2 separate regions of the Homo sapiens genome follow, and region 1 is linked to region 2. A link is an interaction called in ENCODE POLR2A ChIA-PET data of the cell type or tissue named here. Cell type or tissue: A673. All regions are shown on one strand. Links, peaks and the distances in the headings refer to the core of each region. The heading gives the core; the rest is flanking DNA. Region 1 has its middle 28 kb from the start of LINC01451. Region 2 has its middle 69 kb from the start of OLFM1.

Evidence for each region. Peaks named below come from ENCODE experiments on the same cell type or tissue, not always from the same donor. Only the 100,000 strongest peaks of a DNase experiment are listed, where the experiment ranks them.
Region 1: POLR2A ChIA-PET joins it to region 2 with 8 read pairs; 1 of 35 experiments calls an interaction of 5 or more read pairs at or near these places.

What each region holds. Positions count from the first base shown.
Region 1 is chr9:136,586,183-136,591,551 of GRCh38, reverse strand. No RefSeq gene overlaps it. Among named protein-coding and RNA genes, the nearest start is that of LINC01451, 28 kb to the left of the region's middle. In A673, for the core only: no CTCF peak of the experiment used is centred there; DNase peaks (open chromatin) are centred at 2,531, 3,231 and 4,261; H3K4me3 peaks cover 1,090 bases; H3K27ac peaks cover 2,910 bases.
Region 2 is chr9:135,153,865-135,159,233 of GRCh38, reverse strand. No RefSeq gene overlaps it. Among named protein-coding and RNA genes, the nearest start is that of OLFM1, 69 kb to the right of the region's middle. In A673, for the core only: no CTCF peak of the experiment used is centred there; DNase peaks (open chromatin) are centred at 493, 1,183, 2,133, 2,273 and 1 weaker place; H3K4me3 peaks cover 2,915 bases; H3K27ac peaks cover 4,885 bases.

The sequences.
Region 1 (5,369 bases), core at 177-5,176, 1.4 Mb before region 2:
ACTACTGTCCTTCCCATGCCCGTGCAGACTGCTTATGATGCTCCTTCCACCCCAACAGGGACTGGGATCCGTGCGGTCTCCAGACTTGCCTCCAGGGAGCCCCAGGCCGGGTGCTCGAGCTTGTGTTGGCCTGTTCCCCAGTCCAGACATCACCTCTGGCAGAGTGGCTGTGGCCAGGACTCCCAGCTTGTTAGGTTGACCGTCACCCACCTGCCATGGTCTGTCTGACCTCCGCAGGGGCCGGACTGCTGAACTCGATGAGAATAGGTTGGGACCACTGTGTGTGTATTTGTCAAGGCTTTCTGGGTGGCACGAATCCATGCCATCTCAGAAGGCATCTGCTTTGGGTTTCCCATCTTGGTGTGTACGCATGGGGAGTCATGGTTTTGGGAGTTTCAACTTGGTTTTTTCAGCCATCCAGGCTCTTACGCCGCAGAAGGAAGTGACAGAAGGGCTTTGCCAGCTGCCACATCCAGCCCTTCCTCCAACCACACACTCAGGCCAAGGGGAGTGGCCACAGAGTGGCCCAGGGACCTAGGGGCCCACTGGATGGAGCTGGCCCAGGGCCCCATTTATCACCCAGTGTCCATCCTTTCCCGCCTTAACAGGGGCCATGCCATGAGGTCACTGTGGTCTCCTGATACTGGCGTCAGCCAGGCTGGACATCAGACAGCACTGATGGAGTGGGTGGGCCCTTTCTCCAGCGCCCAGTTCCTCTAGTAAATGGCCAGTGGTCCCTCTGGGGATGCAGTGGGGGAACTGTGCATGTGTGCTTTTGTGTTGTAGGGTCCTTCCTCAAGGGCACCTGGCCGCCCCTCCAGTTGCGGGCTCTGGATCTGAGAGCCGGCCACGTCTAGAACACTGTGAAGGATTTTTCTCTCGCTGCAGCTGACGGCAGCTTTCCTGACGCCTTCCACTAAGGGGTGTCCTCGGGACTCTATGGGGAGGCAGAGATGATGGAGGAGGAGCAGGCACTTCTGGGAGGTCATCCTCTCAAACAGACACACCCAGGTGGCCCAGGCCAGCACTCAGGCCCACTCCTTCTCGGTCAGAGCCCTGATCCCAGCCTGGGAGACTTCCAGGAGCCTCCTCTGCAATTCCCTTACTGCAATGCCCTTACTGTGTCCCATGGCCAGAGGAGAGGTCAGCTGAAACCAGCCGGGCCCCAACTGTGACACTGGCCAGTAGCCACGGCTCCCACGTCCTCATGGTCACTGTGGCCTCCATAACTCCTGAATGCTGGAGAACCGCGTGGCAGGGGCCTCCGGCTCCCACGGCCCTTCCCAGTCGCCATGGCAGAGGTCCAACACTGCACTGCACCCCAGGGCTGTCACCCTCCACTGCCCCAGCAGTGGGGCTCCTTCAGCCATCCCGAGCCCCCTCCCAGAGTCCCTTCTGGCCCCAGCTGACTTAGTGTGGCTCTTGGAAGCACCCCTGAGGACCAGGGTGCATATTGATGCCATCTATTTGGGAAGGCAGGCGGCACAGGATGGGGGTGGATGGAGGACGGGAGGTAACCAGCAGGTGTGCTGCCGGCTCCCAGCGTGGGTCAGGGCTCTGTCCCCCGGGTTGGGAAATGGTGCAGAACTTGGAGCAGCCTCGCAGGGCCCCTGGCTGCCCCAGATGGTGCCAACTCTGGCCCGAGAACCAAGTGGGTGAGGGCACAGGTATCACCAGCAGATGACACCTTGATGGAGATGGCAGAGGTCCAAGGGGACACAGTAGGGGGCATCGCACTGTGGAGGGGGGCACCGCACTGTGGAGGGGGGCATCGCGTGGTGGGGGGAGCACTGAACAGTGTGGGGGGATCACACTGGATGAGAGGGCATCGCGTGGTGGCGGGAGCACTGAACAGTGTGGGGGGATCACAGTGGATGAGAGGGCATCGCATGGTGGGTGTGTCACATGGCGGGGGGGACATCGCACGGTGGGGGCATCCACAGATTTCCTCCGCTCTTTGAGCCGCTGCTGTTTCTGTAGTGTCTCAACCTCTCGGGCTCAGTGCACTCACTCACTGTCCCCACTTGACAGAGAAGGACCCAGCACCTCGCTCCCACCAGGCCTTGCGGAGCCCACACACCCCGGGAGCTGACCACGGCCTCACCCCTTCCTTGCCTCTGATAGACTCAGGCCCCTGCCAGGTCCGGTCCTCAGACCGTGCCTCCTCCACTGCCCTCTCAGGGAGGCCTCGTCAGGTCCCACCTGCACCCCCCTACCAGGTCTAGGGTCAGCCACTTTCCCATACGCCTCTCAGACTGGACACATCCCAAACCAGACCCCCTCCCCACCACCCCTGCCTCTTCCGCTCACACTGCCTCAGCAAACGGCACCCTACCCACGTGGCATGTCCAGGCCAGGACCCCTGTTCCCACACCTCTCTCCTCCTTCAACCCCCACGCCCAACCCACAGCTGCAGTTTCTAAGGTGCAGGCAGCATCCCCTGCTCAGAGCTGCCCTGGGACTTCCCACTGTCATCACATCAAGATGCAAAATGCCTCCCAGCAGCTGGGCTCCCTCGGGATGGGCCCCACCATCCAGTGGCCTCCACTTCCCCTGTCTGTTTTGGAGGCCCGGGAGCCTGCCTGCCACAAGGCCTTGTATACGCTTTTGCTGGGGATGCCCAGGCCCCCTTCCTGTCCCTCAAGGCCCCAGAGGCCTTTCCAGACCATCCGGGGCACACACGACTTCTCCCAGCGTGGCTCTCTCCCCTCCATGGCTTTGATGGGGGCTGCGAGGGTGGGAGCGTCCTCTCTAGCCTGTGGTGCGCTCCTGGGGGCAGACTCTCATCGGCCCGGCCTCTGCAAGCCACACACAGCAGGGCCTCTAGGAACAGACGGGTGAGTGGGTGGGTGAGGACAGGCCCCAGGTTCACCCTGCTCTCAGTGGCTCTGGGTCACCTGCCATGACCCAGGCTGAGCTGAACCTTCCAAACATCTCCCTGTCTCCGGAAGCCCAAGTACCTCTGCCCACCTCAGGGTCCCCTTCCTGCCCTGCCCCTCTGGGTTTGAGGGGTCCTTGGGGGACAGTGCAGACCAGTGGGAGAGGAAATCCTTGTATTTTTCAGGGTGAATGGAAACAAAGCTCCTTGTTTATTTCCTGGTGAATGGGGGTGGGGGGGGGGCGGAGTCAGGGTTAACCCTTTCTTCCCTGGGTTTAATTGTCCCCTTTCCGGCCTGGGCTCCTCCGCTGCTCCCATCGCCCCAGAAGCTTTCCTGAGACTGACTCCAGCGGGGAGGGGGAGTGAACAAAAACACACAACAAAAGCAAAGCCGCAGCCGGAAAGAAGCCCCGGTGGGAGAAGTCTGAGAAGCAGGAAACTGCCTCCCCCGCCCCCATGGGGGTGTGCAACCTGGGACCTGGGGGGCGCACACCTGCTCAGGAGCCAGGGTCTGGCTGAGCGGCCCCTGCAGCTGGGAGGAGCCACTATTAACCCGCAGGCAGCCTTGGGGGTCCTTGTCTTGGGGGTGTCTGAGGCGGTTTTTCCCATGACCTCACCCGGAAGGGCTGAGCCGCGCGGGAGGCCTGATCCTGAGCAGGCTCCTGGAGCTGAGTACCCCCCGCCCCCGCCCCCGCCTCCCCCGCAACTGGCCCAGCACCCCCCTTGCAGCCAGGGCTGGGTTGGGGTTGGGAGTTAACCCTGCTGAGGCTGGAGATGCTGCACCAGGCCCCCGCCTTGGTGCCCACCTGCTGGGCAGTGGGCCAGCCTGGCTTTTGGGCTGACACCCTGAGACCCTGCTCCCGGGCTTCGGAGCCCAGTCTGACTCCAGGCCTGCACGGTGTCCTCCGCAGCCCTCGCTGCTGTAGGATGGATGAACCCACACAGCCGGGAGTGGGCCCGAGGGGTGAGGCCACCCCTACCACACTGGGCAGCGACCTCCGAGCCTGAGCTCCTGGAGTCCTCCCCACAGCTCATGAGGCAGGTACCGTCAGGGCCCATTTCAGAGAGGAGGGAACTGAGGCTGGGGTGAGATGACGGCAGGGGGCCCAGGAGCAAGGGCAGGCCCTCGCCCTGTGCTGCCTGGAGGCTGGGGTGGAGGCTCGGCAGCCCACAGCCCCCTCCTCCAGCAGAGCCGTGTCTGAGGGAGGCGCCCGGCCTCCGGAGTGGCTGTGACCCAGTCACCTCTCCTCCCTGGTCTCCAGCACCCCCCACCACACTGGCGGGGGCTGCACTGGGAACGCAACCATCCGGCTAGTGCTGGTTCTCACAGCCCCGCCGGAGACTCCCACACTGTCCGCAGCTGCTCTTCTGGCTCCTGCCGGCCCCGCCCCCGGCTTTGCTGGAAACGCCAACCAGATGTTGGGACTGTTGCCCGTGGGGAGGGGGGTGCGGGAGGAAGTGAGGAAGAAGAGGAAGCTGCAGAGCCCAGCGCAGACGGGATCGGGGCTATGGACACATGAGCTTGGATGGGGAGACTGAGGAGGGCCCGGGGCCGACCCACCCAGATGGGCAGCACAAGCCCCTTTTGGGTCCCAGCTTGGCTTCGGCCCAGTGCTGCACCCTCAGGTCCCGCTCGGCCTCCCTGGCTGCCTCATCACAGCACCCTGGCGATGGCTGGAGGCTCAGCCCCGCAGGCCTTGCTCAACCCATCGTCACTGTGGAGGGTTTCTGGAGGGCCAGCTTCTGCCAGGCACCGCCACTCACCAGAGCCACGCCCTCCGGGAGGCTCACCTGGGCCACAGACCCCGATGGCGTCCCCACCCTCTTGCCCTGCACACACAGAGGCACACACACGTGTGGATACATGTGTGCATACATGTGTACACTTGTTCCCACATATGCACATGCTCACACAGTGTGCATACACAGGCACACACATACACAAACTCACACAAGCATACACGTGCAATCTACACCATTGAGGTCATGCACAGATATGTTCACACACTGGCATACACGTATGTGAGTGCACACACATGCAAACAAGCACTCACGAGCACACACGCGCATGCACACGGGAGCACCCGTGTGTGGACACTCACGTGAGCAAGCACACACACGTACACACTCTCACACATGCACACACACGCACCCCTCACATGTAGAGGCACACACATGCACCCCTCTACACACACGGGCACACACTTGCACACCTGCGTGTGGACTCAGGTGAGCAAGCACTGGTGCACACGCACACGTTCTCACACGTGCACACCTGAATGTCATTCTCCCCGGGAACCCCACGCCGGCTTTGTGGGTGTGACAGTGGCCCCTGGCGCCCCTTCTGTGCGTCTCCCCACCCCCTGTCCTTTTCCTAGCCCACTTTGCCTGGGTGAGTGTTCAGAGGAGAATTTGCCACAGGCTGTAGCTGAGGAGGCAGAGCCCGAGAGAAGACCATGATGTAGTGTGGTACAGGCCTGGCCCCTGAAGC
Region 2 (5,369 bases), core at 117-5,116:
TTTCACATGGACCAGGTGCTATACAAACTCAGTGAACCCCAATTCCCCCTCTAAGTGGGCGCTCTGTATTTACAGGCAAAATTCAGAGACTCAGCTAATACAAGGGAATTGTCCAAGGTCACTCCAACAGCCAGCAGCAGTGACAAGGTTCATAGCACATCTGTCTCACTCCAGACAGCCCCTCCTTTCCCCATCCCCTGCCCACTTGGCTCCAGCCTTTTTGAACATCTCCCTGAAGCTGTGATGGCCACGCTGACCCATCAGCCTGCCCTCCATGATAAGCACTAAAATGATCGCCATGGGCATCCTCTGCTGGATGGGGCGAGTGCGCAGAGCCTCTGTCTGTATTCGGCTTAGTGGAGCCAGGGGATGCAGCCTGTTTGCACAGACTCTCGTACCCTAGGACTTAGTGGCACCAGCTGTGGCAGAGCCTGCCCCTTCGCTGAGTCAGCATTAGCAGAGTTTCTTGGTGTCTAGTGGGATTCTGTGAATCGTCATGGTGAAGAATGTGCATCTTGCCTGGAGAGACAGCAGTTTTTCATCCTTGGGATTTTGAACAAGCTCCTTGCAGAAGTCTGGCTGCCTAAGGACATCTGGAGCAAATTTAACACAAACTTTCACCATCTCCCCACTCCCAAGGAGGAGTACATACATGAAGACCCAAGTCCCAGAGCTTGTGGAGTACCCGTGTCTCATGGCTCTGGCTATGGGCAGGAGAGGCCAGCCTTGGGGATGGAACTCTTTCACCCTCAGGCTCTGGCCTCCTAAGATGAATGAACAGGGGAAACGGCTATTTCCAGAGCACTGGGAGGCTCCAACCCCTCTCAGCTGTGTAAAAACATGCCTGTGGTTCTCCAGCCTGCCAACCCGATGTGCCTTCATGTGTAACTCCGGACCTGCAGCCTGAGGCTGGGAAGGGCTAATTAGCCTCAGATTTTCCCAATTGTCCCTGCTTTTCACAAAGATCCATCTCAGATCTTCTCCTCAGTCATATCACCCTATTCAGGCTCATTCTCCAGGTGAGATGGGACACGTTTACTCAGAGGACAAGTCACCCTGCATGCATCAGTCTCAATTCCAGGACCAGAGGACATTAATAACTCCACTTCCACTCCCAGAAGATAGTGGCTCTGCACGCAGGTCTTGCTTGAACCTCGAGAACAAACAAAACTGCCTGGGGCTCCAGCTCCAGATAATCTCTCCAGCCCCATCTCACCACCTCTCCCTGAGCTTCGGGCAGTATTCCAGACATACCGGAAAACTTTTTGACAGATCACATTTCTAATTAAGTTTCTCTTTCCATGAAATAACATAGCTGATTTCTCTTCTTCTTCTTCTTCTTCTTCTTTTTTTTTTCATTTTCCAATTAGCATTTTGGAACTTAAAAAATGTTGGCCAGGCATGGTGGCTCACGCATGTAATCCCAGCCCTTTGGGAGGCTGAGGCAGGAAGATCACGAGGTCAAGAGATGAAGACCATCCTGCCCAACATGGTGAAACCCCGACTCTACTAAAAGTACAAAAATTAGCTGGGTGTGGTGGTGCACACCTCTATTCCCAGCTATTTAGGAGGCTGAGGCAGGAAAATCGCTTGAATCTGGGAGGCGGAGGTTGCAGTGAGCTGAGATCACACCACTGCACTCAAGCCTGGCGACAGGGTGAGACCCCATCTCTAAAAACAAGTTAAAGGACCATTATGGCAAGATGGATATAAGCTCAGACTTTGCTGTCATGGAGTTTTAGGTTTGAACCCTGGCTCTGCTACCCATCGGCTCTGCAGTCTTGAGCCGGGACTTACACTCCCTGATCCATGAAATGGGGAGGTAATAATAGTGGCTTCCAGGGTTGCTGTGGATTACATGAGATAGTGCATGGGGAGCATTCAGCATGAGCCTAGCACAGACTCATGCTGGAGAAGCAGTGGGTGCCCATGAAATTTTTATGAAGCATCCTGTTATGAAGATACAGAAAGACAAAAGAAAAGGAAAGAATGGAGGAGGGAGGGAGGGAGGGAGGAAGGAAGGAAGGAAGGAAGGAAGGAAGGAAGGAAGGAAGGAAGGAAGAGAGGGAGGGAGGAGTGAAGTAGTAAAAAATCTCCAACAGGGCCATTTGGGAGGAGAGACTAACATAACAACACTCTCTCTCATCTCAAATACTAGAGTGGGCTTTAAATTGGATTTGAGCTCTGACCCTCTAAAGGAGCTATTTCTAGAGTCTCCCTCTTTGAAAATGGAAGCAAAGATAGGACCCCAGCTCTTCTGCCTGAAAGCCTTGGAAGAGGAACGGCGGACTTGGAGCCACGTGGGAGGCTGTTCTCACGTCCTCCCGCTCGCTCTTCACAGACATTCCTAATTGATTAGCTCGTTCCCTTCCATCCAGCTTGGGCTCTGCCCCACAGGCCTCATCAACTCGGAGAGTGGGGTCACGCCGTCACGTGGATAGAGCTGGAGAAGATGGGAAATTCTTGGCCTCTTGGAGCTAAGACCTTGAGGCAGCTTGGGAGGTCAGCACCATGGACAGATCCCACTGAGGCGCGGGCTCTCGGACTTCTGGCCTCTGGGCGTTGCTGCTGCTTTTGCCTTTCCAGGGCCCTGCCAGCACCTGAGGAAGCATGGTCAGAGCACTGCGTAGGCGGGAGAATCATCCCATGCTCACACCTTACTGACCACCAGGCTGCAAACCAGAGGCCCGCAGTGGAGGAGAAAATGCTGAGCTTGCCAGGCAGTGCTAATGAAACTTGAGACCTTTCCTAAGTTTCTGGAGACCTCTGTCCCTACTCCTTTTAATCCAGTTTTCACTTCCGCATGCAGCTTGTGGAAGTCCAAAATCTGGTTATTGCCAAGGAATGAAAACTGCATATTTTTCCAAGATAGGTAAGTCCCATCCAAAGCTGGGGAGAAGATGCGTTGTCTCTGGGGGGACCTGGTGGCACTGGGAGCTTCTGCAGCGGTGGATTCATCCAACACAGAAGTAAATGCAGCTCTCTGATGTGTGCAACAGAATGCCAGCTACAGTCATCATCGGACGCCCCGTGCCAGGCCCGTGCTAAGTGTTCCCTGTGCATGACCGAGGTACCTATTCCTGCTCCCTTCCACGCTGTTGATAAAGCAATTTCGGGAGGATGAGGGGCTTTCTTGTGGCTGTGCAACCAAAGGGAGGGGCTTCGAGGAAGTCAGATTTTCTTTTCTATTTTTCTTTTCTCTTTCTTTCTTTGTTTTTTTTTTAGATGGACTCTCACTCTGTCACCCAGGCTGGAGTGCAGCCATGCGATCTCAGCTCACTGCAACCTCCACCTCCCGGGTTCAAGCGATTCTCCTGCCTCAGCCTCCCCGAGTAGCTGGGATGTCAGGCACGTGCCACCACACCCAGTTAATTTTTGTATTTTGACTAGAGACGGGGTTTTGCCATGTTGGCCAGGCTGGTCTTGAACTCCTGACCTCAGATGATCCACCCACCTCAGCCTCCCAAAGTGCTTGGATTACAGGCGAGAGCGACTGTGCCTGGCCGGAAGTCAGATTTTCTTTGCCAGAAGAAAACGCCTGCATGTCAGCCAAATGCAGACCCTAATGATCTGTGTTCCATCCTGTGACGTGAGGAGGAGGCTGTCCCCTGGGAACAGCATGGCAGGCATGCACCCAGTATCTCTCCTATCATTTTTCCTTGGCAGCAACAGTTTGATGCAGCAGGCCTGGCTGCCAGTGTTCAGATCTACACAGCACTGACGCAGGGACTGCCCATGGGACCCAGTTCCAGTGATGAGATGTAAGCAAAAGTCCACTGTGGGGGGCTCCTGGAAGCTGCTGGTTTCTTCATTAGAGGAAGCAGACTCAGCTGCTCACATCTTTTGTCTTTTACCCTTTCCCCTTCCAACAGCCTAGAATGTGAATGATGTCCGGGGCACTGCAGCTGTTCTGTGGCCATGAGGCTGAGAGTGGGACGATGAAGGAGCCTGCATCCATATTGTTCCTCTGGAGTCACCACAGTGGGCATGATGGCAGGCCTCTGGACTTATTGTTCTGTGGAAAAATAAATCTGAATCTGGACAAGCCCCCGTGGTCAGGCTTCTGTGACACACAGCTGAATTCCACCTCGACCTGGTCCCCCATCTCACTGGAGCCTCTAATGAAGGAATACATTTAGACCGCCCTCTTGGTCCTGTGCAGGACGAGGCCTTGGGAAATGGATGTGAAAACTGAACTGCTCCTCTTGACAGTTGCCTGGACCAGTTCTTTTCACAGACAGAAGGATACGAGATAGCAATGCTTAGCTTTGAGTGGCAGAATTCACTGCAGAGTTTCAAGGAAGCCTAATCTCCATCACAGAAAAAAAGCAGACTTGATTTTGGCTTTGCAGTTCACGAAGAATATCCTATCAGCCTGTTGGACTTGGAGCTACCTGCATCAGGATGACCTGGGGAGGCTGTGGAAATAGATTCCTGGGTCCTGCCCAGGCTCCCTTCATCACAATCCCTGAAGGAAGGAGGCAGGAATCTGCAACTTCAACAAGCTCCGGCCCCTTCCCCTTTGAGTCCTACACCTCTACAGTTGAGCTCCTGACCTGCTCCAATGTCTATTCTCACGTGGGATGTCCCCTAAGCCTTACAAAGCATGCATAGCCCCAGCCCCTCACCCAGCCCAGGGCTTCTCTTGCCATGGGATTTCTCTGACCTTTCCAGGGAAAAGGCCCCTCAGCTGCTACTCTTCCCCATTGAGAACGCTTAGCTCAGCCCTGAAAGAAACCGACATCAAACTGGCTGGAAAGAAAATTGCTGCCCCTGCAGTTTCAGGCAAATGTACAGCTGGGGACAGAGGCCTCAACGCATGGCCCATCCATCTTCTCTCCCTGGGTCAGCCACAGCCCTCCTGAGCCAGCAACCACTGCCGGCCCTTGACCTCTCTCAAAGCACCTCCTCTCTGCACGTTGTGTGTGCGTGTGAGTGTGTGCATGTGTGCACGTGACTGCTTATGTGTGCATGTATGCAGGTGTGTACGTGTGCACATGTGTGTTTGTGTGTGTGTCTGGCCATGTCGGTTCATGTGTGCATGCGTGTTAGTGAGACAGCACACTAGCTGCTCTCCAGGCCCTCTGCACAGCCATGTGCCTGTGTGTGTGCACACACATATATGTAAATAAGATATATGTTAGCTCCTTTCCAGGTCTTCTGCACAGAAGCAGCGTGATGAAGAGAAAATCCATTCAGGCCATATTTCTATTGAGCAGTTAGCAATGTCATCTCCACAGCCGGTTACTGCATCTCTTTTAGGTGTTCGGCCCTGAGCTAGAAATTTTACAGCCCCTGTCTCCCATACAAAGAGCCTGGAGTGACTGGTGTTGCTGTCCCCACTGTACAGGAGGAGACACAGGCTCAGC